Linked DNA regions of Homo sapiens: region 1 is linked to region 2. A link is an interaction called in ENCODE POLR2A ChIA-PET data of the cell type or tissue named here. Cell type or tissue: PC-3. All regions are shown on one strand. Each heading gives the region's core, and the rest is flanking DNA. Links, peaks and the distances in the headings are about the cores only.

What was found. ChIA-PET counts read pairs that join two places held together with the same protein. Peaks named below come from ENCODE experiments on the same cell type or tissue, not always from the same donor. Only the 100,000 strongest peaks of a DNase experiment are listed, where the experiment ranks them.
Region 1: POLR2A ChIA-PET joins it to region 2 with 13 read pairs; 1 of 35 experiments calls an interaction of 5 or more read pairs at or near these places.

What each region holds. Positions count from the first base shown.
Region 1 is chr6:12,571,020-12,587,487 of GRCh38, reverse strand. LINC02530 (long intergenic non-protein coding RNA 2530) reads left to right here and starts at 2,084. Exons shown (of 2, transcript NR_149140.1): 1 at 2,084-2,384; 2 at 3,981-4,720. In PC-3, for the core only: no CTCF peak of the experiment used is centred there; a DNase peak (open chromatin) is centred at 8,537; H3K27ac peaks cover 781 bases.
Region 2 is chr6:11,395,671-11,412,138 of GRCh38, reverse strand. No RefSeq gene overlaps it. Among named protein-coding and RNA genes, the nearest start is that of TMEM170B, 130 kb to the left of the region's middle. In PC-3, for the core only: no CTCF peak of the experiment used is centred there; no DNase peak of the experiment used is centred there; H3K27ac peaks cover 512 bases.

The DNA.
Region 1 (16,468 bases), core at 6,040-10,039, 1.2 Mb before region 2:
AAAGTAAATAATTATTAATTATTTTTCTCCCTATAGCAGTATTTCTCCTCAAATTTTCATACTTTGTTTTTTTTTTTTCCTCCTTTGTTTTTCTACTTTCCTACTTCTCCTAGGAAGCTTTCACTTTCCCTCTCTAAATGTTACCGGAAAGGGGTAACAGACCACGAGACAGGGTTCTTGGATCTTGCGCAAGAAAGGATTTGAGGTGAATCCATAGAGTAAAGTGAAAGCAAGTTTATTAAAAAAGTAAAGGAATAAAAGAATGGCGTACAGAAGCAGAGCAGCTCTGAGAGCTACTGGTTGTCCATTTTTATGGTTATATCTTGATGATATGCTAAGCAAGGCGTGGGTTATTCATGCCTCCCCTTTTTAAACCCTATAGGGTAACTTCATGATGTTGCCATGGCATTTGTAAACTATCACAGTGCTGGTGGGAGTGTAGCAGTGAGGACAACCAGAAGTCACTCTTGTCTTGACTGGGTGGGTTTTGGCAGGCTTTTTTTACTGCAACCTGTTTTATCAGCAATGTCTTTATGACCTGTATTTTGTGCGACCTCCGATCTCATCCTATGACTTAGAATGCCTAACTTAGTAGGAATGCAGCCCAGCAAGTATCAGCCTTATTTTACCCAGCTCCTATTCGAGATGGAGTTGCTCTGGTTCAAACACCTCTGAGTCTTCTGACTTACAGGCCGAGTGTTAGAGATTCAATCTTCATAGATGGGAAATCCCCTAGAGATCAATTACATATTTAAAGCACCTCTTTTTGCAGAGGAAAAACAAAGGGGCAGGGAATGATTATCCCAATGTCTGTCACTGGGGGAGGTAAAATTTCCTAGGAGTTAATGGGAGAGTCAAGACCAAAACACAGGTTTCAGGACTCTTCTTACCTGATGAGTGGAACTTTTAATTTTTATTTAGTTAAGTGTTTTGGCCAGTAATTAGCAACCCTTTATGAGGTAGTTATGCCTATAAGACATCCAACAATGGTCCTCTATTGAGTCTACTAGAAAAAAATAACAGTTTTATTAAAAGGCTTGATAACTATGTGATGTTAGTCCAGAGTACCTATGAAGTGATGAACCTCAAGATGCCTATGAATTTAGAAATAAAATAAAATTCAGTCAATAAAATACAACGCTACATTGCAAAGCCAGATCTTCAAAAGCCAGTATGGGGCACAGAACGTGGTAACTGGATAAAAAGTATTTCATTGTTGTTATTTATTTTGTCATCCTTGAGGAAACAGTCCCTAATGGCAAGTCACTTGACTTATAAACTAACAGACTTCATTAAATCGATATTGATTGATTTGACATCAGCAGTCACTCACTGAGGTTCATTCAGTCCACGCATCTGAAAACACTGGGGGATCATGCTTGCCCCTAAGGTGCCGTGACTTTGGTACACAACACCTAAATGTCTCCAGAAAGTTCACAGATGCCTGGCTAGCCGCCATCACTCCGAGTGCAAAGGATGCCCAGTGCCCAGCTGATTCCATCACGACAGCGTCCTTAACAATAGCTGTGGACTATTGCTTGTTTAACCTAGCTTCAGGGACCAACATCATTCGTGGAGAGGGAGCGAGCAGGAGTCTGGTCAGTCACGTCCAGCCTTGGCGCCTAAAATTAGGCAGGGCTGTGGAGTAACATGAGCGGTTTGGGCGTCCACTGTCCGGCTCCAGTATCCCCGAGTCCAGAGGCAACAGGAGTCTCTAGTCATTATGCATGTAGAGAAATCAAAGAATTCGAGAGCAAGGGCCTGGAATGCCTGGCTGCCTCCCAGCTCTCTTACGAAGAAATAAATTCCATTGTTGTCTCACTCTCCTTTCCGTACTCTCAGAATCAGCAGTTACTGTACGCCAGCACCTTTCACTCTCCAAGGAGACTGCTCAGCTACAGCAGGAAGCACAGGGATCTTAAAACATAAACTCACAGTGCTCCCCACATTGATCTCCCACACAAACCCATCTCTCCTGTCAGGGACTGTGGGCTTCGTGACTTTCTCCATGTGCTGGACTGTCGCATGGTCACTGTTGCCAGGGACTCTTTGAACTAATCCCAAGCCTATGTCAGAAAAGCCTGTGATCGATTCCCAGTGCCATCCTGAACCACAAGATTGGAATATCGCACCTTTCAACTGCCTGGGCTGATAAACAATACAGCATGTACTCAGCTTCATAAACACTCTGCCTTGTTACAAAGGGCATTGCAAACTCGCCGTGATAGGACTTGACCTTAAAAGCTATAGACAATCTAGCGGAGCACAGACGGTTTCATAAAGTACAATCACTTCCTGGAATTCTTGGGCCAGTGCAGTCGGAGCCGTGCAAATCCTGTTTTCCTTGCATTGTTTCCTGCATGTGAATATCATCAGTCTAGCAGGTCTGTAACCATGGCACTTGTAAATAGCCGAGGGGCGACTTCTGATAAAGGCATACAGTTTTAAGAAGCTTTTTTTTTAAGACAAGCCTAAGTCAAGCTCTACAAATGCCATATAGTAACAACCAAGTCGACAAATTGCATTTTCTAAAGCACATATATCCAGATCCAGATTTGTTTTTAAATCACCAAGGGAAGCAGAATCGATGCCCATTGTATTGAGGGTACCGTGAGTTGTTTTTCACTTGTTGTAATGTGAATTTCCACGCCAAATCCATAGAGATGGACACTGACTACAATTGCTAGCAATTCTTTCCACAGTATGTTTCCTTTTCCACTGAATGGGGTTGGGAAATTTTAATTGCTCCATCCTTCAGTTTCTCCAATCAGCAAGAGGAAGAGAAAACACCAGTTATTTCTTGGAATGCTCAGTTTAAAACTTTCTCTTCAAAAGTTTGACACCACTCTTCCTACTCCAACTTTATTTGGTGCTTGACAGGCTCTTATTTAAGCTTTGAGATGATATGGTGAATGAAACGTGTGGTCTCAGCTACTCAGGAGGCTGAGGTAGGAGGATCACTTGAGTCCGGGAGGCGGAGGCTGTTGTGAGCTATGGTTGCACCACTGAACTCCAGCCTGGGCAACAGAGCGAGACCCCCACCTCAAAAAAAAAAAAAACAAAACAAAACAGGGAGACACAAACAAATAGACTGCTTTAAGTTTCTGGAAAATCCAAAGATGTTTACTAGATTTGCTGCAAATGCCTCAGTATGTAAAGTTTGAATTGGCTGAATCAATCCTGATTCTTCCGCTTTCTATATTATTGAATTGTTGGTTAAACTGACAATAAAAGTTAAAATTCTTAGCAGATGTAAAATGTGATGGATATTGGGCGAAGTGTCGACAAAAGTGTTTTAGGCTGAGAAGGATATCCTTGGGAGAGAAAGAAAAGAAGAGACCACTCATACAATAGTATGAGACTATTGCTTATGTTTTCATAGACTTATGTTTAATTTTTTAAGATTCAGAAGTCTTTCTGAAACTTTATTTTCTCTCTCTCTCTTTTTTTTTGAGATGGGGTCTCTCTCTCTCTCTTTTTTTGAGATGGAGTCTCTCTCTCTCTCTCTCTCTCTCTCTCTCTAGCTTGGGCTGGAGTGCAGTGGTGCAATCATAGCTCACTTCAGCCTCAATCTTCCAGGCTCAAGTGATCTTCCCGCCTTGCCTCCTAAAGTGCTGGGATTATAGGCATTAGCCACAGTGCCTGGCATATTTCTATTTCTGAATTTTAAATTAAAATCAGTAACATCTGACCAATATCTTCACTTGAGTATCAAGGACAAGTTTGACGCCTTTGGGAGAAATTATGTCTTCTATTATGCCAACACATTACACGTGGTAAGCACTAAAAGTTTTAGGATAGTAATTAACAAAATATACCTCAGTTTAATGCTTTCTCTTAAAATAATGCTTTCTCTTAAAATATTTTTGATGAGTTGTTTTTCTCATATCTTATAATGATGATCTGCTTTCAAATCTTCACTTTCCATGAAACTACTCTGTGTTTCAGGTGTCATCTAACTTTTTTTTTTTTTTTGACAGTCTCTCTCTGTCACCAGGCTGGAGTACAGTGGGGCAATCTCGGCTCACTGCAACCTCTGCCTCCCGGGTTCAAGCGATTCTCCTGCCTCAGCCTCCCGAGTAGCTGGGACTGTAGGTGCACGCCACCATGAGCAGTTATTTTTTGTCTTTTTAGTAGAGACGAGGTTTCACTATGTTGGCCAGGCTGGTCTTGATCTCTTGACCTCGTGATCTGCTGGCCTCAGCCTTCCAAAGTGCTGGGACTATAGCCGTGAGCCACCATGCCAGGCCCATCTAACTTTTAATATAGATTGTATGATGTTTTCATAAAACAAGCAGGGCTCAGAAAGGCCGTATAAAGCCACAGAGCCAGCAAGCAGCAGAGTCTGCATTTTAATCCATATGTTCATGGCTTCAAAGCAATGTTATTTAACTCTAACAATGCAATTGAACTAACAACTGACATCAGACACAAATATTCTGAAGAACCTGGAGAAATAGAAAAGAATTGGATAGAACTGATGGCTCATGGGCAGAAGCTGTGCATCAGGAAGAGGAAATAAATGGCATTGTTCAGCCATGAAGCCATATAATTTCAACCTGACTTTCCTTCTCTATTGTCCTGTCTCATTGTCTAGCTTGAAATGTGGCCGCAGTCATGTCAAGTGGCTAACTTCCTGCATATTTGGTTTCCTCATGGGAGCTTAGTAATTCCTGATTGATTTAGAGCAAGAAAGTAAAATAAATTCTAGTTTTTCCAACTTCCATGCCATGGAAGTGAAAATGTATTTTCACATTGATGTCTTTAACCACTTCCCCTGCACGAACTAGTGATATGATGCCAATTCTCAAAGGATCTGACTTCTCTTTGCATTTACATAAGTTCTCCGAGCTCAAGGGTAAGGTAATGTACACTTCCCCTGGCAGCCAGCAGGCTCAGAGGCATTCTCTGTTGGTTAAAACCACTTCTCTGGGTCCCATTACCATATTGCCTGCAACCTAATAATGCCACGCCAAATTTGGCCTTCTGATAAGCAAGAGTAACTTCCTCTATAGCCAGAGGGAGGCACATAGCATGACTTTGGAGCCAGACATAGCTTTATATATTATATTTACTTTAGGGGGCAATTCATTTACGGGCACAGGCAGGGACATAAATACCTCCTTTTCATGAGGGTCCCAGAGGGACAGCAGGCATACAATGTCACTTCATACCACACAAACAATACAACATAGAAGACTCCTCCTAGCATAATAAACAAGCCACAGTCACCGTGTTCTTGACATTGACAATGCTTTTTAAAGTTAGATCAAAAAGGTGCTTGGGCTTTTTAAACATGTTTTTAAACTTGGTGTCTGTCTGGACAGGGCAAAAAGTCCTCTCCATCTGTTGGATGCAATAGACCTGGAAGTCGCGTGATTTAAATAAATTGTGCTTGCAGCATTTTGAAGGTATTTTTCCTTAGGAGCTGCATGGTAAAAAGAAATTATTTGGGGTTTTCGTTCTGTCCACAATGTTTAATCAAGTATAGTTTATATTACTTTTCTTTTGATAATTAGACAAAGCCTGGTAGAACAGAGAGCAATCCAATAAAGAAGTGAAATTTCAGCTTACATTTTTCAGAGGATCACTGAATACATCTAAGATTTACAATTTTAATTATTGGCTATAACTATTAACTTGTAATTAATTATATAAAGTATTTTGATATTTTGATAGGTTTCTTAGGAGTTTTATTTTTCTTTTTTAAGGGAGGCAGTAACTAACTTCTCTTTTAAAAGAAAATTAGCTTAAACATCAATTGGAAGTTAAGGCCAATATTAGAGAAACATCAAATTACTTCCAAAAATCAACCAGTCTGTCTCCTTGTGTCTGTCCTGCGTTTTGAAAGTGTGAAAAACCAATAATAGAAATTTTTCTCCAAAATAAATTAAATATCATTTACCCAGGAACAGGAACAAAAAGTTTCTCAGTCCTAAGAATGTAGTCATCAACATATGTCTCTCTGTATAAATGTATGCCTGTTTAGAAGAAACAAAATATTCTTCAGACAATATCTACTTATACTCATTAACAATTTATTTACCAAGAGTATGCACTCTTTCTTACTAGAGTAATACTGAGTAAGGAAAAGGAATTCAGACCTGTATCCAGCCAACATGGGTATTATTGTCTCTAACCAGTCATATCCATGTTAGAGATTGTCTGGTTAGAGTTAGAGCAGGGACTCATATATGACTGGGACACAAACTGAGATAGATAAATCCCAAAGATAGACATGGATAAATTGCTAAGGGAGGCCCTATTTGAATTTCAATAGACTCAAATGTTAACTCCTGCCATCACAAGCAGAACAAAACATTGTATGCTCAGATACCAGAGTGTTTAATTCATCAGCGGCTCTGTTGATCCATGTGTTGTATGGGATCTCCAAGATGTTCACTTTAGTAACCTACCTGCTCATGGAAACAACCAAACTTCAGTTTAAGTATGGCTTATCTCTTTACTCATGATTGGCATTTGGAGCTTCTTTTTTTTTTTGAGATGGAATCTTGTTCTGTTGCCCAAGATGAAGTGCAGTGGCAAAATCTCTGCTCACTGCAGCCTCCACCTTCCTGGTTCAAGCGATTCTCCTGCCTCAGCCTCCCGAGTAGCTGGGATTACAGGCGCGCACCAGCACGCCCAGCTAATTTTTGTATTTTTAGTAGGGATGGGGGTTTCACCGTGTTGGCCAGGCTGGTCTCCAACTCCTGACCTCAATTGATAACACCCGCCTCGGCCTCCCAAAGTGCTGGCATTGCAGGCGTGAGCGACTGTGCCTGGCCTCATTTGGAGCTTCTTGTAGACTTCTGAGAAATGATTTACCTCAGTTGAAGGAAGATGGATTGCATGTCACAGGCAAAGTGTGTTTGGACAAGCTGTGTGAGAGTTTTCATGGCTAGCAAATACATTGTCCCACAAAAGGACATAAAAAAAAATATCTCACTCTAACACTAAGAAATACCACAATTGATGTCATAGTTTTTAAATAACAATTTGTATAGCTGTGGTCTTGACCCACAACAGTCAGTTCTATCCAAATACCTTGCAAGACTTGTTTCCAACCGTCTCTATAAACAGTGAGAGCATCATCCAGTGTCCTGAGGTAGTTGATTTAAGCTCAGAGGCGGGCCTCGCTCTCTTGAAAGAAGCTAAAGGATATTTCTCCTAATGCTGGCAGGGAAGAAGAATTATCAGTTTACTCCACAACATTGACCAGCTCAAATCACACAAAAACAGAAACTTTCCATGGTTTCCAAGCTGTGGCGTTTTCTAATAGACTTTTCTGCCTATCAGTAATTCTTTCCAAGAGGTTGGAAAGATTCTTTTTAAATTTATCTTTAAAGCAAAGGTAGAGCACCCTTTGGAAATCATAGGTTGTTTATGGTGTCCTTGCTGTACTGTGAAATAGTCAGGGGCAGTAAGAGTTTCGGTTGTGGCTGGGGAAGAGTCTATCTCCTCACCATCCCCCATCCCCCATACCCATCTGCCCTTCTTAGGGATTTTATTCCATCAGTGGTGGGAAGGATCATCTTCAAAGTCAGTGAGAAAAATGGCATTCACTAGAGATGTTAGAATTTGGAAAGAGTGGCCAGGCCCTGTGGCTCATGCCTGTAATCCGAGCACTTTGGTAGGCCGAGGCGAGTGGATCGCTTAAGGCCAGGAGTTTGAGACTAGCCTGGGTAACATAAGGAGACCCCCACCTTAACAAAAAAATTTTTAAAATTAGCCAAGCATGGTGGCCCCTGTGATCTCAGCTACTCAGGAGGGTGAGGTGGGAAGATCTCTTGAGCCTGGGAGGTTGAGACTGCATTAAGCAGTGTTTGCACAACTGCACTCCAGCCTGGGTGACACAGCGAGACCCTGTCTCAAAAAAAATTGCAAAGAGTTACTGGTGGGACCCCAACACCCAATTTGTCAATGGGACCACTTCCAGAGTTTCAGGATTTACTACTCCCAGAATAGAGTTGCAGTTGAATGATACAATATGTGGTAATTTATCAATAATATGATTAGTACCATTTCAACCAAGGTCCAAAAAATTCAATGGAGATTTATATGAGACAGATGTTCCCTGAGATAATTCCTGCCAATAAACACAAATGGGGCTCCAAAGAGCACCCATAAACAGGGTAAGAATTAAATAACAAAAACCGGAGACAATGGAAGGATTATGAATATTCTGATGTACCATCTTTTTTTTCTGAAAGGCTTTGTATATTATTCATTTTTTTTCTTTAAGAACAATAAATAATATTGATGACTTGTTTCTGACTCTCTTGGTCAAGTAAAAGAAGTCAAAAGAATTCTAGTAGTGGCAGGGTGACCGAGTCTATTCTATATAGTGTCATTAAAATAATTGCTATTTGCAAGCTGACAAATTGTACCAAGATTCCCTAGGTTTTGTTTTTCTTTGAACCACATTTGGAACAAGAATAAACAAATCTCACTGCAAGGTGATGAATTGGATTTAGTCCTGGTTGATTCAGGCCTGGGCGATGGTTCTGAAATTCTTGTCTATGAGTCTGAACCTGTTGAGTCATTGAAAATCAGCAGTACTAGGGTGCGCTATGCTGGTGTAGTGCAAACCCAAAGCCATTAAAGGACGTAACACAATAAAATATTATGCTCTGGGTTGCCCAGGGGATGAGCAAACCTCAGAATGCCCAGACATGCACCTAAAATTAGGAGGGGTCTTCACATTCTTTAACAATGCCAATTCTCCTATTGTTGAGAAACACAAATTGGTGAATATTTCTGGATGGGTTTTCTCAAGCTGACAAGTGATTTTCTGGCTCTTTGTTAGAGAGAGAGAAAAAGGAGAGAGAGAGAGAGAAAGAATTGCCCTAAGGATAAACTATTGGGCTCAAAATCCAAAGTAGACTTAAGATGATTAATGTAAATTTTCTTGACTTCATTTATTTATTTGTAATAATGTTGTCATCTTTGTTCAATGGGATTCTTAGAAGTTTGTGGCATATGGCTTAAGTTACACTTGAATAACCTGACCTATACCTTCAAAATCTTGCACATGCACATTTTGGAAATTTTAATGAGTCAAATGTCAATGATTTTTTTTAGCAGCCAGTCCTTAACATGAAACACATAAAACACAAAATTTACTTTCAAAAAGTCAATTTCATACTCATCTGCAGCTTAGGATTAAATCACTCATATGAGGCAAGTAAACTCAGAGAATGATTCACTTTACAAGGGTTCTGCAGGAGGAAGCCTAAGACATGTTTGCCTTGAAAAAATAATACATCTCAGTTGTTTATCAACCTAAAATTCTGGGCACATTTTACACTAAAATAGAGAGGAGTAGGATTTCATTTTTTCTCTAATCAATTTCCTTCACAGAAGCAATAAAAATCAGACCCAAATATGCAAGGAGACTCAACAGTCGATGTCATTCAGTGCCTCTTTTCACTATGAAATAGATAATATTTTGTTACCTTAAGGAGATTACAGTGCTATCTGCTTCTTCTCCTGTTCCTCTTTCTCCTCCTCTTTCCTTTTTCTGGGGATGGGGATGTGAGATTTGGGAGAAGGTTAACTGAATGGCATATGATGAGGGACAATTTTAAGACATTTCAAACCCTTGTGTCTCTCAGGCAAATAAACAGCCCTATTTTTGTCTAAAGAGTGTGGGTTAGGGTCTGCAACCTGCCCTTGCGCAGCAATGGAGGGAAAGGAGAGTGACAGTTTCAGGGAGCTCAACTCACCCAGGAGGGGCAAAACGTTCTTTGTGAATTCCTTCAAATCACTGAAGCTGCCTGTCAGATTGCATCTGAGTGTTCTAGCATATCCCTGGGAGCCGCAGGCCATCCCTTGCTGCGAGGGTCCTGCGTCATTCTGAGCAGCAGTGCCTGGAATGCAGGCCCGCTGACTTTGAGGAGTGTCAGTAGGCTCCTTTCCCCAGAAGCCACACATGACCTGGGGCAGACAGCCTCTGAAAGCTAAGACTGGGAGCTGCTGGACATAGAGGAAGAATAAGACAGAAAGGAAGGAGGGAGGGAAAAGAGAAAGGAGGAACATAGGGTAATAAGCAGAAGGAGATTAAGGAATAACAGAACATTTTGTTGTCAGGAATGAAACCTATCTCCATGCCCACCCCCTAAGATTTGTTTACCCAGGTATTACTGCATACCTATAGCTATACACATACCCAGACACAGCCATACCTGTACATATACACATAACTATAGCTATACACGTACACACAGACACACGCACACCCATACCCACACATACACATATACATATACCTGTAGCCATGCACATGCACTGACATATGGCCATAAACATGCCAATAAACATGCACACAGCCATACACATACATACATGCATGTCCATACCCATACACATACACAAACACATACCTGTCCATGTACACATACACAGATGCATAGCCATAGTCCTACACATGTACACACTCATGCCCATACATATACACATAACAGTACACATCCCCATACCTGTACACATTCATAGCTATGTACATATATGCATATTAACCAGAATCATGATATTGTTCTTCTTATCAATAGAAGAATGTCATTACTTTCAGATCATTATACATATATCATTACTTTCAGATCCTCATGCATCATAACTGGAAACTAATAACTCTGTAAACTATAAACTGTGTAACCAGACATGTTTTTCTCAGCACGCATGGCTTCCATTCCCGTTTAGTAGTAAAAGCAGATCAGGGCTAAGTCCTTGTTAGCAAATCATGCTGATTTATTTTTATTTATGTGTTGCGCGTACTGGTTGGAAAGGTATTAAGCCTGTGGGACATTTAGTAGAATATTCTTCAAAATTCTTGAAATTGCTGATTCAGTTAGAGAATTCCACAGGCATGAGTTCTTACATGAACATTGCAGTACAAAGATTAATGACCTAAGCATTTCAGTTTTAGCTTCAAGTCTAAAGGTGGAAAGGGGCCCACTCATAATTAATAAAGTGATGCTGACTCATACAGGCTGGTAGGCTTTTTGCCATAAACAGAATAAGTGTATCAGCTTTAAAAACAAAATTTAGGCCTTGTCTGTTCCAGTTAACTTGGTATACATGAGTTCCATCAATCTCTATTTACTGTGTTAGACATTACAACTGAGGCATTTAAAAATATTTATTTATTCTTTCATTTTAAAATAACAATAAGCAATTCTATTACATGTTAACCTAAGTAACATATTTTTATAAAAAGCTATATTTTCCAAAACAAGAAACAAATTTAGTGAGAAGGGTGGCATCGCTTTATATTTTTGCAAGTCTCTTTAATGTCTGGCTTAACAGAAGACAGCTGGGTTCTCAAATCTGTTTCTGCATTCAATCTGCTGTGTTATGTTGATTTCGTTGAAACGTCTGAAAAAATCCAGTCTCACAGAGATAAGTAGTTGAAAAAGTGAAGAATTTGTAGCCTACCTGAAAGAGCACTGCTGCTGTAGACAGTAGCCTATCAGAATCTCACACCAGTTTCTAGCAAGATTTATATTTTCGATAGATTATTCTAACAGGCCAATGAATTAGAATGAGCGAGACTACCGTTCAGAGGCTATTCTGTATGGCAAGGTGATAGAACTGAAAGGGTTAAGTGACCCATTCATGTTGAAGGTGACAGAAAGAAAAGAGAAGAAGGTGACAGGGAGAGTGGAGGTGGAACACAGGTTTCTGTAGGGGATGACAAAGACTATGATGTTGCCATCAACTGTGGTAAGGATTAGCCTTTGGAAGAGTAAATCTTTGTGAGATAGGAGGAAGGAATAAAGAATTCTATTTTGAATATGTTGAGTGTGAGTTCCTGTTATGCATCCAGATAAAGGTGTTGGGGAGACATTTGATTCCATGAGTCTGAGATACAGGGGAGACGCCCATGCTAAAGACTGGCAATTGCCAGTCATCAGCAAACAAAAAGAGGCTAAATATTTGAGAATGGAATAAGTTCTCCAGAAAGAACAAGTAGAGTGAGGAGTGTGAACAAGAACAGACACTAGGAAACACCAAAGTTAAGGCTGGATGGACAGAGAGAATCTCATGAAGTGACCGAGAATGAGAATAACCAAGAAGCTGTGGTATAACTAAAACCATGAGAGTATAGAATTCACGAAGACTCTGGCTAATGGATTTACAGCAGCAGGAAAATCAAGCAGGATGACGACAGAGATATGGTTATTGGTGTTCGTAGAACAATACCAGTAGAGTGGGTTGGACAAGCATGTGGTATCAACTAGATTGTAGGGGACTGAAGCATAAATTGGAGGTATAAGTAGAAACAGTAGAAATAACTTTTTCCTAGAAATTTGGCCGAAAATAGAATGAGAAGAACAATGCTATAACCAAGCAGAGTCAAGAGAGTTTGATTTAGCACAAAGGAGACTTGAACATGTTTATGGGATAAGGCAATGAAGGTAGTTGCGGGAAGAACTTGAAGACATGGGTTATTAATCATCACAAAATATTCTAGGGGATAAAGGGAAAAAACTATCAAGAGAGCAGGTATTATGTCTCTTTCATTCTCTCTCAAATATCACAGAATATTGATCTTACGGAGAGAACACAGACAAGTTGAAAGGATTAACAGATTCAACAATAAGCAACAACTCATTTCTGTGGTTATTAAAGGACATATTAATAATTTGTTGACATTTAGTAATATGGGATGAGAATCTGGAAATGAGTACTCCACTACAAAAAAGGACAGGCAAGACTGGTAAGTGTGGGGGAGAAGGGGAAAAGATAAAAATTAGCCTAAAAACTACTCCCTTACCCTCCTGCTTACAAGTTGGTGTCTGCTTCTCAGGAAGGAGAGACAGTGTACCAATGACACAGGCAGAGTAAACTGCATGTCGTTCTCATTACAGACAGCAGCTGTGGTTTTCCCCAACAAGCCCCTTTGTTGTCATCAAAAATAACTGATATAAAGAATAAACTCCTTAGGGAACCTTTTCCAAATGGTGCTCCTTGGAACACGAGTGCCTTTTGAAAAATTCATAAGTCATTAAAAATTAAAGGGGGGTGGCCTGCAAGAATACATGGAGTTAAACAAAGTTAAGCAGATTTCTTAACAGAAGACTTGACAGAATCATTACTATAATTACACACATTGGGAAGTTTTCATATGAGTGATATAATAGGCACCATTTCCCAAACTCAATCATTCAAACATTGTGTGCATTGAACACTTACTGATTTACTGATTTATGCTGTAACTGTCACACCAAAGAGGGCAGTTTGGGAAACACTGCTCTAAGGTATTGTTAAACTCAATAATGCGTCCCTGATTATTACTGTCATGATTCTTGTGTCTCGTGAATAGTTACATTAGTAGGTACCCCACTTAAATAACCCAATCTTAAGGCTTATTTCCAAATAAGTGTACTACAACCCATATTCACAAGCCAGTTTTGGTGTTATGTTATGACAGTCTGTTTTTTATTTTATAACAACTATCACCTCTGAAAAAATAGTCCATGGACATCAGAGACTCTTAATAACAATGTTTTGGTTGAAAAGATGATAATAAGATGCTGTGGGGGGATCACAAAAGAGTAAAAAGCACGATCCCTGCTCTTAATGAGCTTAACAGTTGGCTGAGGTAGATAAGAGAATTACATGAAAAATTAAATGATATAAAAGTTACATTGTATTATACAGTAAATAAGAAGCATCATAATTAATCATGACGCATGATTAACTGAGATTAAAAGGTAATAGACAAGGTGGTATTTGTCACATCTAAGGGCATATATTTGTATGAATTGAATCACTACCCACACTCCCAGAAATATATGCACTTCCAAAAATGTGCTGCATCAACTTGGAGCCCCACCAAGACACTAGGCAGGGCTGCTTCTATTGTTTCAGGATACAGACAAGAGTGTTGAGACAAATCTCCTCCTTCCAAATTCAACCAACAGCTGAGAGCACAGCACCCTCCAACTCCCCTTAGAAGACCACAGTCTCCATCCCTAGATTGGAGTGGATCCCAGCAAGTTTACACCAAGGTCTGTTCTGAAGGAGAGACACTATCCCTCAACCTGGATCTCAAGAAGCTGGTCTGACACCCCAACCAGCCATCTGCTAACAGCCAGGCATTCCTGACATGATTGCTTGATGAGTCATTTTCAGAACTCTCAAATTTGTGAAGTGCATTGCTTTATTTCCATCCTCATTTTTCCCCCCAGCTAGAAAAGCTTCCTGATGTCGTTCTTCCTGTAAAAACATGATTAATTTTTAGCCCTTGATTAGATTCAAATTTCTGTAGAGGGCAGTGAACAGGTTGCTTTGTTCTGTCTCCAGCTAAGAACTCAAGGAAAGAAAGCCATTTAATGTCTTTTCTACCTTCGGGAGAATTCTGTGGACTTTGTCCACTGTACCATAGCATTGTAGTCACAGGGATGTGCCCACGGCTTTCAACACAAACTTGCAGCTCTTTGGAAATGGGCCAATAAGAATGCATACTAGAGAGATGGGCTAGGGAGCATTGAAAGATTGTAGACTTTGACTAGCAACTCCATTCTGATAGCTGTTTATCCACATTTTTAACATTTATAAAAATGTATAAAAATATAAAATGGCATTGTTTCTCATTGGGCTAGAAATTTTAGATATTCTAGAACTACCGTGGCATCAACATATATTTAAGACATGATAGGTTTAGACAAAAGTGATTAAACTAAAAGCCATTGGCATATGTAAGCATACGGTTCACTGATCATAATCCAAGCATCTAATTTTAATAAAATATTATCAATTGTGGTTTCAGTAGTCTGTATCATCTCCTGAACATAGTAAAGCCTCCTAAATATATGCCATAAATATCTTTTCCACACAGTTTTTTGATTCATATTTTATTTATTAGATTTATTTGTATCTCATTCTTTTCAAAACGTATTTGTAGTTGACATTACAAATGACACAGTAGGTAGTACAATAAGGAAGTGATAAGCAAATCAGTAAATGCATGCAATTATCAGCAAACAACAGTCATGGAAACCTCAACTGAAATGGACAGCTATGGGAAAATAGAGTGCTATAGATCAATAATATTTTATATTTTTATAATTGGATGAAAACATATAATGATAATATACAGTGGTTGAAATATATATATATCTACATAGATGCATGGACATAGCTTTTATAGTCTATTGTAAATATGTATATTAATACACAAAATAAACACACACATATGTGAAGAAAGAAGGATATAAAAATTATTAGAACTATAGGAAAATAGGAACTAATTGTTAAGCTTTAGTTCATGTTGAACACAGTAGCACAGAAAGCCAATAAGAATTTTGAGGGCATTTTATTTCCCTAATTAGCTTTTCCTGAAGATAGAAAATAAAGTGCTCTAATTTTAAAGAGCAAGAAGTAAAGCAAAGAGTTAGCAATGACCCATGTAAATGTGGATAACAAAACCACTCTCTTCCATTCTTCTCAGGTTTCAATAATTATTATTATTTTGAAATTAGAAGACATTTCAAAAGATACTGACAGGGGTAGGTCCTGAGTGAACAGGAGACAAAAATGTGTGAATTGCTATTATTGCTATTATATTTCATGTATATGCCAGGTTATTGAGTTTTGAAAGGGAATCCATTATCAGGAATGGCAGATAATAGCTTAGCACTAAGCATATCCTCTGGAACATGGTACTGCTCATGGGGAGACATTTGGAGCATCTAGATATCACAATACTAAGAGAGTAATAGCATTTACATAAAGCTAAAAATGCACATATCCAATAAAGTAAATTGGTTTTATACATCATGGGCAGAAAAATTAATAATAGATCTTTGAGAGCCCCAGAATCAATTATTGCCTCCTTGAAAAACCAGATTCATTTTGCCATTATTAAGAGGCAGATGATATGGGACTAGAAGGTAGGAACTTTCAATCAGAACATTGGCTATCTTCCAACATTTAGTACCATGTTTTAAATAATTATGTGCTTATATGATAATTTCTTGAATTGTATTTATATTTAATTTTATTCTTATTTATTTTTATTTTATTTTTTATATTTTATTTTATTATAAGGATCTCCCTCTGTTGCCCAGGCTGGGGTCCAGTGGTGTAATCTCATTTCACTGCAACCTTGACCTCCTGGGCTCAAGTGATCCTCCCACCTCAGTCACTCGAGTAGCTGGGATTACAGGCACATGCCACCACCCTAGGCTAATTTTGTTTAATTTTTTGTAGAGATAGTTCTCACTATGTTGCCCAGCCTAGTCTCTAACTCCTGGCCTTAAGTGATTCTCCCACCTTGGCCTCCCAAAATGCTGGAATTACAGGCATAAGCCTCCGCGCCCAGCATTTCTCAATTTTAAAGTTGTTAATTATTTATTGACATTTTGCTCAGAAAATGAGTGCTTAACATTCTTACATGCTTCTTCATTCCTACCCTAATTATTAATAATTGAATCATGTAGGATACTATGATTTCGTTTCCCTT
Region 2 (16,468 bases), core at 4,670-8,669:
TTCTAGTAGAAAAATAGCAGAAGGCTGCAGTGTAGGAAATCTGATGAAACACAGAGTGACCTCATGAGTTAAAAATGGGGACAACCAAAAAACAAAATGAATGGTGGAAAGAACTTAAGTTTCTATTAATGTCTTTAGGTTACAAAAGTAGGGCAAAGGGTTCACAGGAAGGCAAATGTGTAGATAGAAGCCAACAAAAAAAGAGCATTCAGTGGAGGAGTACTTCTGGGATGGCGCTGGGAGACTGCTCATTTTATTTTATTATGTAATAAAAAGGAAAAATGGAGGTGTTTTTGTTCAAGAGGATCAGACCAAAGGGGTATGCAGTATACGCTGTGAACTCATTCAGAGGAACCAACATATTTTAGAGTAAAGTTGTCTAAAAATAACTTGCTTCAACAGTTCTGGGACATTTTTTTCAGTCTTTTGCCAAGAATCTAATTAATGTGTGTTGCGATTTTCTTTCAGGCAATATGATGTGGATTTTATATCTCATATTCTTTTTTTTTTGGAGACCAGAGTCTTGCTCTGTTGCCCAGGCTGAAGTGCAGTGGCTCAATCTCGGCTCACTGCAACTTCCACCTCCCAGTTTCAAGCAATTGTCTTGCCTCAGCCTCCCGAGTAGCTGGGACTACAGGTGCCCACCACCATGCCCGGCTAATTTTTTTTGTATTTTAGTAGAGACAGGGTTTCACCACGTTGCCCAGGCTGGTCTCGAACTCCTGAGCTCAGGCAATCTGCCCGCCTTGGCCTCACAAAGTGCTAGGATTACTGGCATGAGCCACCATGCCTGGCCTCTCATATTATTTTATAAAGAAAATTCATATAGCCAAGTGGATGTGAATAATGTGATATGTGAGCAGCTAAGATGCTAAGGCTCATCATGCCATTACTTGATTCTCTCCAGCCCAGGACGTTGATACAGATCAGTTAACCCAGTGAAACTACTCTTGCTGCTCTCCTCTTCTCATCCCCACGTTCCACTGTATTTCACTTCTGCAGAGAGCTGGTGCTCAGACTGTGCCTCTGTGAAGCTGGCAGTGAGTGGGCAAGTGAGAAGACTCAGAGTAGAAAATAGGTTCCAGGCATGGACTTTCATTGTTACTCAGAGTTTATGTAAGTAGCTACCAGGAAATAATTAAATCTAAAGGCTGAGGCTGGCCTATCTTCCCGGGACATCAGTGAATAATAATAAAACACTTTATTAAGAAAATCCTGCCAGATCTATTCAGAAATAGGATGTACATGATCTTTTAAGATAAAACACAATAAACTTCAAATATGCTTCACAATTTTTTTTTCTAAGTGGGCCACTTTAGGCTGAGCCTCCAACTTCCTAGGAGCCTCTCACCACACATTATAGAGCATAATTTCAGGAAACATCTGCAGTGGATTATTCATTTCTGGGAGTATTATCAATCTAACGAAACAGTCACTATGGATTTTAATAGTGGAGTAGACCTTAAACATAATCAGGCCTGATCTAATTATTTTAAAGATGAAGTTAAGAACAAAGATAAAAGGTACAAAAAGCCTTGTGGCATTTTTCTTTCTCCCTAACAAGGTCCAGAGCTAAAGTTTTTCATGCCCTGACCTATTGAACATCCCCCAAACACACCACTGTGTCTTTGCATACAATCTTCCTTTTCTATGCAACGCCTTTTTTTTTTTTTTTTTTTTAGATGGAGTCTTGCTCTGTTGTCCAGGCTGTAGTACAGTGGTGCAATCTCGGCTCATTGTAACCTCCACCTTCCTGGTTCAAGCGATTGTCCTGCCTCAGCCTCTTGAGTATCTGGGATTACAGGCGTCCACCATAACACCTGGCTAATTTTTGTATTTTTAGTAGAGACAGGGTTTCACCGTGTTGGCCAGGCTGGTCTCAAACTCCTGACCTCAGGTGATCCACCTGCATCGGCCTCCCAAAGTGCTGGGATTACAGACGTGAGCCGCTGCACCCGGCCAATGCCTTCTTTTATTGAAAGTTTTTACTTGCCATTTAAGACCCAGCTTCCTTGCCATTTTTACTTGCCGTTTAAGACCCAGCTTCCTTGAGGAAATGTTTACTTGCCAGCTTTACTTGCCATTTAAGACCCAGCTTCCTTGAGGAAATCTTTCTCTACTCACCTAGGCAGAGTTAGCTGCTCCTTCCTGTGTGTTCTAATAGATCTTTAAATATAATTTGGTTTTTAGTCCCTCTGTTAGATTTAAAGATCTAATAGATCTTTAAATATAATTGGGTTTTAGTCCATCTATTAGATTTAAAGATTTAAACCAAATATAATTTGGTTTTAGTCCCTCTATTAGATTTAAAGATCTAATAGATCTTTAAATATAATTTGGTTTTAGTCCCTCTCATCCAAAAGAAAAAAAAAGTAAACAATATCCTTTCTGGAGCTCCCTCTCCAGTTGCCATCCTTTCCATAGTCTCCCCTTCACAGCTAAAATCCTTAAAAGAATTGTTTCCATATTCAGGCTTTACTTTCCCACTTCCATTTCCTTTTCAATTCACTCCAACTGGCTTCTGACCCCTCCACTCTGCTGAAATTATTCTTGGAAAATGCAGCAATGACTTCTGCACTACCCAATCCAATGGCTGATTGCCAGTTCTTACTGCACTTTTTCCCTGTCTTGAAGATTCTATACAGTTGACCACCACATCTTTAAAACACCCTTGGCTTCTTACACACCACAATCTATTGGTTTTCCTCCAATGACTTGAGGCATTTCTTCCAATTTCCTTGAGAATTCATCCACCTCTCCTGAAACTTTAGTGTTAGAATTCTTAGAGTTTATACCTCAGTTCTCCTCTTTCTTTCTTGGTGATCTAATTCACTCCCTGGCTTCAAATTCTAAATCAATATCTACAACTTTCAACAACATGTCTACAGTTAATCTCTTTCTGAGTAAGAGAAATTGCAAATCCAACTGCATACTTAAATTGCTAGCATCATCATGAATGATTATAAATGATAAAATACCACTGAGAACTAGCTAAAATAAAGCAGAGTCAGAGACACAGAGAGAGAAAGAGAAAGAGAGACAGAGACAGAGAAAGAAATGTATTAATAGACAAATACCAACTCAGCTCATGTAACCAAGCCAGGGACAGAAACAAGGGAATGCCTATATTCTCAGTAGTCTTTTCTTCTGCCTCTTCTTTCTCTGTATGGTACCCTCATTTTTTCAATCCAACATCATCCCCACAGAGGTGACATGTTCATCAACAGCTCTGAACTTACAGGGTCACAGCTCTGCAACCGGAGTATAAAAATCTGTTCTCCCCATTCAGATTAAGAGAAGTAATTAGATTGGTCCAGTGAGGCTCATATGGCTTTTCTAGGAATCAGTCATTGTGTTCTGGGCATGATGATATTCTGATTGATTTGAATTGGGCCATATGAACACCCATAATTACTAGAGGAATAATATTGGGTCAGGCAGTCACCTAATTAATATCATTTAAACTATTCAACATTTCCATCTAGGTCTTTCACAGGTATCTTAAGTTGACAGTATCCACAACTTAATCAATAATGTTTATCCAAAAACACGATTGTTCCCCAGTATTTTAAATGCCAAAAAATGACATAAACATTCATGAAATTTCTCAAGCCAAGATACTTAAGAGTTATGCTTGACAGTCCCTCTCCCTGCTGTTATTGCCTAGCCCACCCACCATCCAATTATCAAGGTCTATCAATTCTACATCCAAGATATATTTAGGATCAGTCCACTTCTTTCTGTCTGCAATATTGCCCTTGTAGTTCAAAACAACGTCACTCCACACCTAGATTACTGCAGTAGCATCCTAACTGGTCTCCAACTGTCCACTCTTTTTTTTGTTTTTGAGATGGAGTTTTGCTTTTGTTGCCCAAGCTGGAGTGCAATGGCGCAATCTGGGCTCACTGCAACCTCTGCCTTCTGGGTTCAAGTGATTCTCCTGCCTCAGCCTCCCGAGTAGCTGGGATTACAGGTGCCCACCACCACACCAGGCTAATTTTTTGTATTTTTAGTAGAGGAGGGGTTTCACCATGTTGGCCAGGCTGGTCTCGAACTCCTGACCTCAGGTGACCCGCCCACCTCGGCCTCCCAAAATGCTGGGATTACAGGCGTGAGCCACCGAACCCAGCATACACTCTTGATCTCCTGACATTCTTTGTCCTCAAGGCAGAGTGACTTTATGAAATTTAAAACTTACCATACCTTGCTTCTGCTTAAAACCTTAGAAAAGCTTCTCATTGTTCTTGAGATAAGCCCTGCATTCCTCATTTACCCTGGGAATCCAATCTTTGCTTTCTTTCTAACCTCATCTTTTCCTACTCTTTCTTTTCCCTCATTTAAAATGTTTCAACTCTATCAATCTTTCCATTTTTGAAATGTAATCTGACATTTTTGGGGGGTACTGGGCTTTCACATGTGCCAGGCAAACATCTTGTTACATGCTCTCTAGGCCTTGGCCTTTTTCACATCACTCATCACAGCTTTAATACTTACAATGCAAATGTTTAACTGTGAACTTCTTAAGACCAAGGACTGCATCTGTCTGGCTTGACGTAGTACTTAGCACTTAGTAGACGTTCAATCAATATTTGTTGAATGAATGGTCATCCCACTTTATTACAGTCCTTTACATACCTGTATTTTCTGCCAAGATATGAGTTCATTCTTTTATTTTACAAATATTTATTGAGTGCCCACCTTGTGATATTTAAGGAGAGAGTTAAATATCAGGGACAGAGGCATGAAGATGATACAGGGGATTCTTACCTTTAGACATTTATAGCCTTTCTACTATGCAACAATTATGTGTTTTTTCTATGTCTCAATTCCTGGCAGATACTGTTTAATGAATGTTTGCTGAATGAATACATGAATGAATTAATGGGCATTGTGAACTTGACCACCAACTACTCTCTGTTCTTTTTGCTGTACCCTGTCCTGCATGTTTCAAATGACCAGAAGTTTCATAGCAGAGAAAAATGGCCACTAAACCATGGGTTTCCTGGCTGACAATGAGCTGGTTCAAACATGATGATCATCCCTTAGGCAGAAGTGAGATAGGTCCAAGCCAGGATACTGGCACCAGGGAGGAAAGAAGGGTAAACACACACAGCATTTGGGAGCCTTGGGGCAAAGGTATGCCAATGGTGGGAGAAAGGAAGAGGAAAGAAAAGACAAATGGTTGAGAGGCTGAGGCAGGCGGATCACAAGGTCAGGAGATCGAGACCATCCTGACTAACACAGTGAAACCCCGTCTCTACTTAAAATACAAACAATTAGCCGGGTGTGGTGGCGGGCACCTGTAGTCCCAGCTATTCAGGAGGCTGAGGCAGGAGAATGGTGTGAACCCGGGAGGCAGAGCTTGCAGTGAGCCGAGATCGCGCCACTGCACTTCAGCCTGGGCGAAAGAGCAAGACTCTGTCTCAACAAAAAAAGAAACGACAAATGGAGGTGAGGAGTGTTCTTTCTTTTTTTTTTTTTTTATCAAGAAGGTTGTTACAATCCCCTTTTTAAAAATTTAAATAGCTTTAAAAGTACAAGTTGTTTTTGCTTACATGGATGAATTGTATAGTGGTGAAATCTGGGCTTCTAGTGTACCCATCACCCAAATATTGTACCCAATAGGTAGTTTGAGAACTATATATTTTTCATCGAAGTTTCTTACTTAATGTCTGTCATTGACTGTGCATTGTGAGCTTTGTGGTAGAAGGAGCAATGTTTGTTTTGATTTCCAGAGTCTCCAGTGCCAGTCGGAGCAATCATACATACTTGATGAATGAATGAATAAATGAATGAATGCTCAACATCTCCCAGAGAACATACATCCAGTGTCTGGTTCTGAGGCTCACCCTCTGCAGGTAAGCAGGAAACCCTAGAGAGAAGGTTTCCACACCCAGGTATTCCAAGACATCTCAAAACCATGGTCAAGAGGCAAATGGATCTGCTACTGGATAGCTGAAAATTCTCAGAAGAAAAAAATGTTTCATAGAGATGAAAAGTCCAAAAATGCATTTGTGCCTAGAAGGCATAGCAGCATGAATGAGTAAATCTTATTGGGTAAATCTTTTAAGAAAAGAGGTGGTGGTGGTAGTGGGATATGTAATATGACATATATAATATGACAAGGCTTTGGGTACCTAAGTTGAAGAGGAGATGCTTTTAGGGAGAAAAGGGAGCAAAAAAAAAAAAAAAATAAGAAGCCTGAAGACCTCAAACATAAAATTAGCGGGGAATTTTACCAGAGCAAGTATAATTTTGTGCCTTTCCTGACAAGTCAAAGCACTATCACGTAAGAGCTAAACCGATGATCTCTAGAACCCAGTGGCTTAGGATCAAATCATGGCACTGTTGATTCTGGACAAGACACTCAGTATCTCTAGGGGTCAGTAATTTTATTTGAAAATGAGGACCCATCTCTTAAGGTGTTGAGAGTATTCAATGAAGGAATTCCTGGAAAACACCTAGCGTGTGTTACAAGGGCGGTAAATATTAGGTATTGCTACTGCTTACACAGATTACTCGGCAGGAGGGGTGGTCACCATTTGAGCAAATCTACGATCGTGGGGATTCAAAGGAAAACCAGAGGAAAGTGGGGAGCCCTTGAGTTAATCTACAGGAGAGATGTCTGCACAGAGCAGGGCATGCTGTCAGTGCATGGTGAGTGGTGACTTTCCTTCCTTCTGCTTCTGTCATCTCCCTATTTCTATGACATTAAATTTGAAGTGCACAATTCTCCCCACTGTGCCTTGTGGCTTCCCTGTGCCCAGGAAAGCTTTTCTGGTCTGGAGATGGCAAAAGGCAGCCTAGTAGCTACGCCAAGAGAAAAATGGTCAAAAATGCAGATCAGAGTTTTCTTTTTAAAGAAATATATATTTTAAGGTTAGAATCTAATCAAGCACAAATAATGCAAAGTTATAAACCCACATTTTTTTCTTCTTCTTCATTATTTTAAGAGCCCTCTGCTCAGGAAGGGGGCGAGGGCTGTTTCCTGGCTCTGGGCAAATGTGTGAAGGAAGTGAAGTGCAGTGCCCTAGGCCACCTCCTTCCCCTATCCCCTTCCCCATTCTATTCCCCTAAGTTCGTTACCAGGCACTCTAGGCCCAGATCTGTCCCATTTCCCAGGCAAAATCTTCTCTCAAAAAGGATCTGAAACTCATTTACATTAAAATATGCGTGAGGATTGCAGTGGAAAGCGTTGCCCCAAGGTTGGCCTTAGCTTTAAATAAACCAATGCCTGCCAGAGGCAGCAGAGCTTCCTCAGGAGGCACCAGCATCCTGCTAGTTGTTGGTTTTTTTTTTTTAATTTTAGCAATGTTTATATAACACTAAATCAAGACACCGAGTAGTTAATTTACATAATGTTCGTATCACCAGAACAGTGTTAATATACATGAACATATTTTGTAATCTTTTTTAATGTTTTTTTTTTAACTTTTATTTTAGGTTCAGGGGTACGTGAGCTAGTTGGTATGTTTAAAGTGGATTCATCCTGGAATTCCCATCTCACTACTCAGGTTGTAAGTTGAGCTGCAGCATTTAAAGAAAGGCACCAAGGGTAAGAGAGAGCTATGCTAGCACTCAGAAAATAATAAGCATCTTCATTCCCTTTTGGCAGAAGAAAGTGGAGGCCCACTCATTAATTCCAACCTCCCCTGAATTTAAAAATTGCCCAAAAGTAGTTATGTTACCAGTGGAGGGTGTCCAGGTTCTTGGCGTTTTGAACAAAGAATTGGACAAACCACACAAAGCAAAGAAAGAATGAAGCAACAAAGGCAGAAATGTATTGAAAACGGAAGCGCTCCACAGGGTGGGAGCAGGACCGAGCAAGCGGCTCTAGAGAGCTGGTTACAGAATCTTCTGGGGTTTAGATACCCTCTAGAGGTTTCCCATTGGTTACCTGGTGTACACCCTATGCAAATGAAGAGGATGAAGTGACGTTACAAAGTTACTTACTTGGTCGTAGAGACTTGGAGTTTTTCATTTGATTTAGTTCGAGGAAGTACTTACGTTCCCTAGCTCCAGACCCTGTTCTCCCGCCTCAGTTATGTATTGACAACCAGAGGCCTTGTGGTCTCTCTTTTAGCAGGTCCAGGTTAAAACCCTGGAAACCAGCATTTCTAACACGCATTGTGGGGTCGTGGAGATTAAATGAGGGACTTATTGAGAGGCTCTTGGCCTTGCATGCCTAGGATCAAGAGAGTTGGGTATTATTTGAATCTTGTATGTCACTTCTTGTAACCTCATTTGGAAGCATAAGTCTGACTTCCCATTTAGGCTCTCCTTAACCGTCAATTGCAGGCATTTCAAGAGCCTCTCTTTCCTCTGCCGGCCGTTCCACATGTTGCTGACAGATTCACCTTCCTACAGCACAGTCCTGAGCTTGCTTGCCACCTTTTAAAAAAGATAGCAAGGGCTATCTATGATCCTGGCTATCTTTTTAAAAAATTGAATTATTTTGTTCCCACATTTAAAATGAAATGTAAACTCTCTATTGCAGCTTCAGAGCCCCCGCATGACTTGGTCCTTGCTGATCTTTTGACTTCATTTCCTACTGTTTCCCCTCCTGCTTCCCAGGGTCCAGTAACACGTAACTGATCCTCACCTACCTCCTTGCTCACTCCTGCCTCAAGGCCGCTGCCTTCCTCTTCCCTTGCAAGGAAAAGGAACACACTATTGCTGTACCCAGAATGTTCTGACCCCATGTCCTTGCATGACTGGTTCCACTGCATGGTTAGTTCTTGGCTCAACAATTACCTCCCACTAGAGCAGCACCCCAGGATGCATCGCATTATGCTATTTTTATTTTTTTTACAGCACTTCTATCATCTGAAATGACTTTGCTTATTTGTTTTCTTGTTATTATCTGTCCACCTCCCTCCAGAATGTAAGCTCCCTGGGTTTCCTGTTCACGGTTCACTGTTGTTACCTCTGCTGCCTAGATAGCAGTTGACACACGGCTGGCTTTCAAAAAGCATTCTGCATAAAACCATATTATGTCTCTTTCACATCCTTAGCAGTCCTCACAGCCCTCGCTCGCTCTCGGCGCCTCCTCTGCCTGGGCTCCCACTTTGGCGGCACTTGAGGAGCCCTTCAGCCCACCGCTGCACCGTAGGAGCCCCTTTCCGGGCTGGCCAAGGCCGGAGCCGGCTCCCTCAGCTTGCAGGGAGGTGTGGAGGGAGAGGCGCGAGCGGGAACCGGGGCTGTGCGCGGCGCTTGCGGGCCAGCTAGAGTTCCCGGTGGGCGTGGGCTTGGCGGGCCCCGCACTCGGAGCAGCCGGCCGGCCCTGCCGGCCCCGGGCAATGAGGGGCTTAGCACCCAGGCCAGCAGCTGCGGAGGCTGTACTAGGTCCCCCACCAGTGCCGGCCCACCGGCGCTGCGCTCGATTTCTCGCCGGGCCTCAGCTGCGTTCCCGCGGGGCAGGGCTAGGGCCCGCAGCCCGCCTATGCCTGAGCCTCCCATCCCCTCCGTGGGCTCCTATGCGGCCTGAGCCTCCCCAATGAGCACCGCGCTCTGCTCCACAGCGCCCAGTCCCATCGACCACCCAAGGGCTGAGGAGTGCGGGTGCACGGCGCGGGACTGGCAAACAGCTCCAGCTGCAACCCCTGTCTGGGATCCACTGCGCGAAACCAGTTTGGCTCCTGAGTCTGGTGGGGACGTGGAGAACCTTTATGTCTAGCTCAGGGATTGTAAATACACCAATCGGTACTCTGTATCTAGCTCAAGGTTTGTAAACACACCAATCAGCACCCTGTGTCTAGCTCAGGGTTTGTGAATGCACCAATCGACACTCTGTATCTAGCTACTCTGGTGGGGCCTTGGAGAACCTTTGTGTGGACACTGTATCTAGCTAATCTGGTGGGGATGTGGAGAACCTTTGTATCTAGCTCAGGGATTGTAAAGGCACCAATCAGCGCCCTGTCAAAACAGACCACTTGGCTCTACCAATCAGCAGGATGTGGGTGGGGCCAGAGAAGAGAATAAAAGCAGGCTGCCCGAGCCAGCAGTAGTAACTCGCTGGAGTCTCCTTCCGGATTGTGGAAAGTTTGTTTTTTTTTTTTTTTGCTCTGCAATAAGTCTTGCTACTGCTTGCTCTTTGGGTCAACACTGAGTTTGTGAGTTGTGAGGCTCACCACGAAGGTCTGTAGCTTCCCTCCTGAGCTGGTGTAGACCATGAACCCACCAGAAGAAGGAAACTGCAAACACATTTGAACGTCAAAAAGAACAAACTCTGGACACGCCACTTTTAAGAACTATAACACTCACCACGAGGATCTGCGGCTTCATTCTTGAAGTCAGTGAGACTAAGAATCTGCCAATTCCGGACAAACTTTCGTAGTTCTACATCTTTTTCAGAATCATAGTACATATTCCTACACCTGCCAGTGAAGGACTTGGGTGGTTTTGTCTTAATACACTTGCTATAAATAAATTATGCTTAGGTAGCTTTCTTGTTACTACAACAACATACACATGAAGGTGAAGTTTGTGGATCAGTATCGTTGGCATCATGTGGGCGTTCATTAGAGCTACGGCCCCTGACAGCTGCAGACTTACTGACTTCCCCCATTCCTATTTTAACAAGAGCCCAGGTAAATAGAAGGCACCTTGGGCCACACCTCATAATTACTAAAGGAGTAATACTGGATCACACAATCACCCAATGTGTTTTGGCTAAACTACTCAATATTCCTACGTGGACGTCTCACAAGTATCTCAAGCTGACAGTGTCCAAAACCGAACTATACTATTGCTCCCAAAAACGTGATTCTCTTCCAGTGTTCTCAAAAATTGAGAGCTATTGTCCTAAAATTTGTGAGCTATTCAAAGGCACAGACTCAGTATTATTCACCTTCGTTTCCTACATGGAATGTCCTCAATGTTTGCTGAGCTGAATTTATTTTATTTTTAATTGATACATAATAGATGCACATATTTTAGAGGTACCTGTGAGAATTTAATACATTTATGTAATTTGGTCTTTGTGTGTGTGTGTGTGTTTGAGACAGAGTCTCGCTCTGTTTCCCAGGCTAAAGTACAGTGGCATGATCTCGGCTCACTGTAACCTCTGCCTCCCAGGTCCGAGCAATTCTCCTGCCTCAGCCGCCCCAGTAGCTGGGACTACAGGCACGTGGCACCACATCTGGCTAATTTTTTTTCATTTTTAGTAGATTTGGGGTTTTACTATGTTGTCCAGGCTGGTCTTGAGCTCCTGACCTCAAGTGATCCTCCCACCTCAGCCTCCCAAAGTGCTGAGGTTACAGGCGTGAGTCACCACGCACAGCCCATTCATATATGTAAAGATCAAATCAGTGTAATTGGGATATTCATTACCTTAAATATTTATCTTTTCTTTATGCTAGAAACATTCAAATTTTCTTATAGCTATTTTGAAATACACAATTATTGTAGACTGTAATCACCTTAGTGATTTATCAAACACTAGATCTCATTTCTTCTATCACTGTACATTTCTACTTGTTAATCAACTTGTCTCCGTCCCCTCACCCTCCTACCCTTCCCAGCCTCTGGTAACCACCAGTCTACTCTCTACCTTCATGAGATCCATTTTTTTTTAGCTCCCACATATGAGAGTGAGAAATGTGGTATTTGTCTTTCTGTGCTTGGCTTATTTCATTTAACATAAACACCTCCAGTTCCATCCGTGTTGCTGCAAATAACAAGATTTCTTTTTCTTTTCTTTTCTTTTCTTTTTTTTTTTTTTTTGAGACAGAGTCTTGTTCTGTCACTTAGGCTGGAGTACAGAGGCGCAATCATGGCTCACTACAGCCTTGATCTTCAAGGTTCAGTCAATCCTCCCACCTCAGCCTCCTGAGTAGCTGGGACTACAGGCATGTGCCGCTACACCCCACTAAGTTTATAATTTTTTGGAGAGATGGGATTTTGCCATGTCGTCCAGAGTAGTTTCAAACTCCTAGGTTCAAGTCATTCTTTTTATGGCTGAATAATATTCCAGTGTCTACATATACCATATTTTCTGTGTCCATTTATCCATTGATGGACACTTAGGTTGATTCCATATTTTGACTATTATGAATAGTGCTGCAGTAAACATGAGAGTGCAGATATCTCATTGATATATTGATTTCCTTTCTTTTGGAGATATACTCAGCAGTGGAATTACTGAATCACATGGTAGTTCTATTTTTAGCTTTTTGAGGAATTTCCATTTAGTTTTCCAGGGTGGTTGTACTAATTTACATTCCCACCAATAGTGTATGAGGGTTCCCCTTTTCCCTACATTCTTGCCAGCATCCATTATTCCCTGTCTTTTTGATAAAAGCCATTTTAAGTGGGATGAGATGATATCATCTCATTGTGGTTGTTTTTTGGGTTTTGTTTTGTTTTGAGACAGGGTCTCACTCTGTTGCTCAGGCTGGAGTGCAGTGGTGTGATCTTGGCTCATGCAACCTCTGCCTCCTGGGCTCAAGCAATTATCCTGCCTCAGCCTCCCAAGTAGCTGGGACTACAGGCTTGTGTCACTACGCCTGGATAATTTTTGTATTTTTAGTAGACATGGGGTTTCACTATGTTGCCCAGGCTGGTATGGAACTCCTGAACTCAAGTGATCCACCTGCCTCAGCCTCCCAAAGTGCTGGGATTACAGGCGTGAGCCACCATGCCCAGCTCATTGTGGTTTTGATTTGTGTTTCTCTGATTATTAGTGGTGTTGAGCATTTTTAAATGTACCCATTGGCCATTTGTAGGGTTTTTTTTTTTTTTTTTTGAGAAAAGTCTATTCAGATCTTTTGTCTATTTTTTAATTTTTTTTTTTTTGCTCTTGAGTTGTTTGAGTTCCTTATATATCCTGTTTTTAAAATTCTTGTCAGATGGACAGTTTGCAAATATCTTTTCCTATTCTGTAGGCTGTCTGTACACTCTACTGATTGTTGCCTTTGCTGTACAGAACGTTTTTGCTTGATGTAATCCCATTTGTCTATTTTTGCTTAGATTGCCTTTGCTTTTGAGGTCTTACGCAACAAACCTTTGCCCAGATCAAAGTCCTGGAGCATTTCCCCAGTGTTTTCTCCTAGTAGTTTAATACTTTCGGGTCTTAGATTTCAGTCTTTAATTTATTTTTATTTGATTTTTGTATATGTGAGAGATGGGGGTCTCGTTTCATTATTCTGCATATGATTATCCAGTTTGTCCAGCACCATTTATTGAAGAGTGTTGAGCTGAATTTTAAAAATTTATAGTCTAGTGGAGGAAATAGCCTAAGCAATAACAATGTGACAGTTACTTAACTAATCCAGTGAAAACTGGCAAGGCTCTCAACTCAGGAGGAAAAGTTAAGAAATATTAAGGAGCTAGAAGTGACAAAATGTGGTCACCAATTGGAGAGATGATTTATTTACTGGAAGGAATTTTAAATGACTCCCAGTTCTCTGCTTTGGAAACTGGGTGCATGGGAGTGACAGTCTCTAAAACAGGGACTGTAGGAAGATCAGGCTGAACTCAGGAGAGATATCAGGGTTCAAAGCAGATTGTAGAGCTAACATGCAACAGCCAATGTTGACTCAGTATTTACCCATCAATGATCCTACCACGTTCCCTGAGTCCATTACTCTCCTACCCTCCAAGGTGGTTATCTCACACCCCATTCTTTCTCCTTGAGCCTTCTTCACCTCCTGCACAGAGTTAGGTCTTAGCCGATGGCCTTATTTTCTATTTCGTGGAAACAGCAGAAGCAGCCAGAAGAGGATGTGCTTGAACTCACACCCCCACACCTATAATCTGCCTTTTCTCTTGAGGAAAACTAACCAAATTTTCTGTTAGTTTTCTGGGTCCCATCCCTTTTCCCTTTCCCAAAGACCTCATTTCAATAATTCTATTCCCTCTCCACTGCATCATAAAAATGTCAGTGTCTATTAGCTTGTTTCTATTATTGTTCAAGCATATTGAATCTCCTATCTTAAAAGCAAATGTAAACCTTCTTTGACTCCACACCATCCTTTAGCTATCACCCCATTCTTCTCCTCTCCTTTACAGCAAAGCACCTTGACAGAGTTGCCTATACTTCTGCCTCCAACTTCTCTCTTCCCATTCTCTCTTGTACCCACTATTGAAACTGCTTTGTCAAGGTCATCAATGACATCCACATCACTACATCCGCCACTCTGTTCTCAGCCTCCATCGCACTTCCTCTATCAGCAGTGGACACACTTTTCACCTCCTCCTGGCCTCTCTGCACTTGCCTTTCAGGACCCCACACAGTCATGGTTGTCCTCCTTCCTCTCAGGCCACTCCTTAGTCTCCTTTCTTGGTTTCCCTCCTCTCCCTGACTTCTTCATCTTGGCATGCCCGATTCTCAGTCCTCAGTTTGCTTCTCTGTTCTAAGTGCATACCCTTGACGACCTCATCTGGCATCACTGCTTTTGAAATCAACTAGGTGCTGATGACTTCCAAAGTTTTATCTTTAATCCAGACCTATTTCTTAAACTCCACATTCACATATCAAATGCCCTTCTCAACAGCTACACTTCAATGTCTAATAACCATGTAGGATTTGATTTACACTAAATTGATTCTGTATTTTCACCCACTGTGTGTTCCCCCACAGTCCCTCTCTCTTTTTTTTTTTTTTTTTTTTTTTGGGAAGTGGAGTCTCACCTTGTTGCTCAGGCTGGAATGCAGTGGCACGATCTCGGCTCACTGCAACCTCCGCCTCCCAGGTCCAAGTGATTCTCCCACCTCTGCTTCCCAAGTAACTGAGATTACAGGAGCGTGCCACCATGCACAGCTATTTTTTGTGTGTGTGTTTTTAGTAGAGATGGGGCTTCACCACGTTGGCTAGACTGGTCTTGATCTCCCGACTTCAGGTGATCCTTCCGCCTCGGCACCCCAAAGTGCTGGGATTACAGGTGTGATCCACGGCTGCTGGTCGGTCTTTCTTACCTCTGAAAATGACAACTCTCCTTCTCTTTACTGGGGCCAAAACCTTTGAGCTCCATCTTGATTTCTTTCTTCCACTCCCCACATCCAGCAGAAGATAGTGTTGGTCTCACCTCCAATTATGACTCAAATTAATCATTTCTCACTACTCTACCACCACCACCCTGATCCAAGCCCCCACTATCTCTCACTTTGATTATTGCAGTGGTCTCTAGGAGCATAAGTCAGATCATATTGCTCCTCTCCTTAAAATCTTCAACAGCTCCTGTCTCACTCACGGTAGAGGCCAAAGCCCTAACATTGCCCTTGCAACCTGATCTGTCTTCCTGATCTTTTCATCCTCTTTCTCCCTTCATTCTAGCCCCATGATGATTCCTTCAAGATGCCAAACACTGTCCCACCCCAGGGCATTTGTGCTTGTTATTGCCCCTGCCCAGCCTCATGGTATAATCCCTCCCTTATTTTAAGTCTCTGCCTAAATGTTGCATTATTAAGGAGGCATTCCCGGGGACCCCATAATGAATAGAAGGGTCTGCTCATGGCCACCCATCCTACCTACCCAGCATTATATTTTTCCAAAGCATTTCCTCCATCTAACATGTGAAATGTTTATTTCATTTATTCATTGTCTGTCTCTTCACTAGAATGTAAGTTTCATGAGGGCAGGGATTGGTGTGATTAGTTTATTGCTCTATCTCCAGCACACAGAACAGCACCAAGCATATAGTAAGCACTCAATAAATATTTGTTGAATAAAAAATGAATTAAAACAATGTGCATTGAATGTCTCCTATGTGTCGTGAACATATAAATAGGAGTTGAAAGTGTAGGAAACAATGGGATCTCACCTCAGGAATTGACAGGTGAGATTGAAACAGAAGGGGAATTGACAGGTGAGATTGAAACACAGTTTGGGGAAGGGAAAAAAAAAAGAGGACCCTGGAAGGGAGCATGAAAAGGAGTTGCTAGAGAGGTAGATAATAAACCAGGAGAAAATTGTAATGGAACACAGGGCAAGAGGGCAAGGTAGAGTTAAGAAGAAAAGGAATTGCTGGCTGGGCACGGTGGCTCACACCTGTAATCCTGGCACTTTGGGAGGCCGAGGTGGGTGGATTACCTGAGGTCAGCAGTTCAAGACAAGCCTGACCAACATGGTGAAACCCTGTCTCTACTAAAAATACAAAAAAATTAGCTAGACATGGTGGTGGGCGCTTGTAATCCTAGCTACTTGGGAGGCTGAGGTAGGAGAATCGCTTCAACCTAGATGGCAGAGGTTGCAGTGAGCCGAGATCACACCATTGCACTCCAGCCTGGGCAACGAGAGCAAAACTCCGTCTCAAAAAAAAAAGAAGAAAAGGAATTGCCAAGATAAGTGATGCTGCAGAAAGGTAAGGTAAGACAAAGAAATGGAAAGCACCCATTGGATCTAGAAAAGCATCTGGAGGACCTTAGTGGCTCCTAGGAACTGTGATAGTATTCCCTCCCCTAGGAAGCCTCTTTACATACCTTTTCCATAGTGCTTAATAATCAGAATGTGAGCAGACTGACCTGTCAG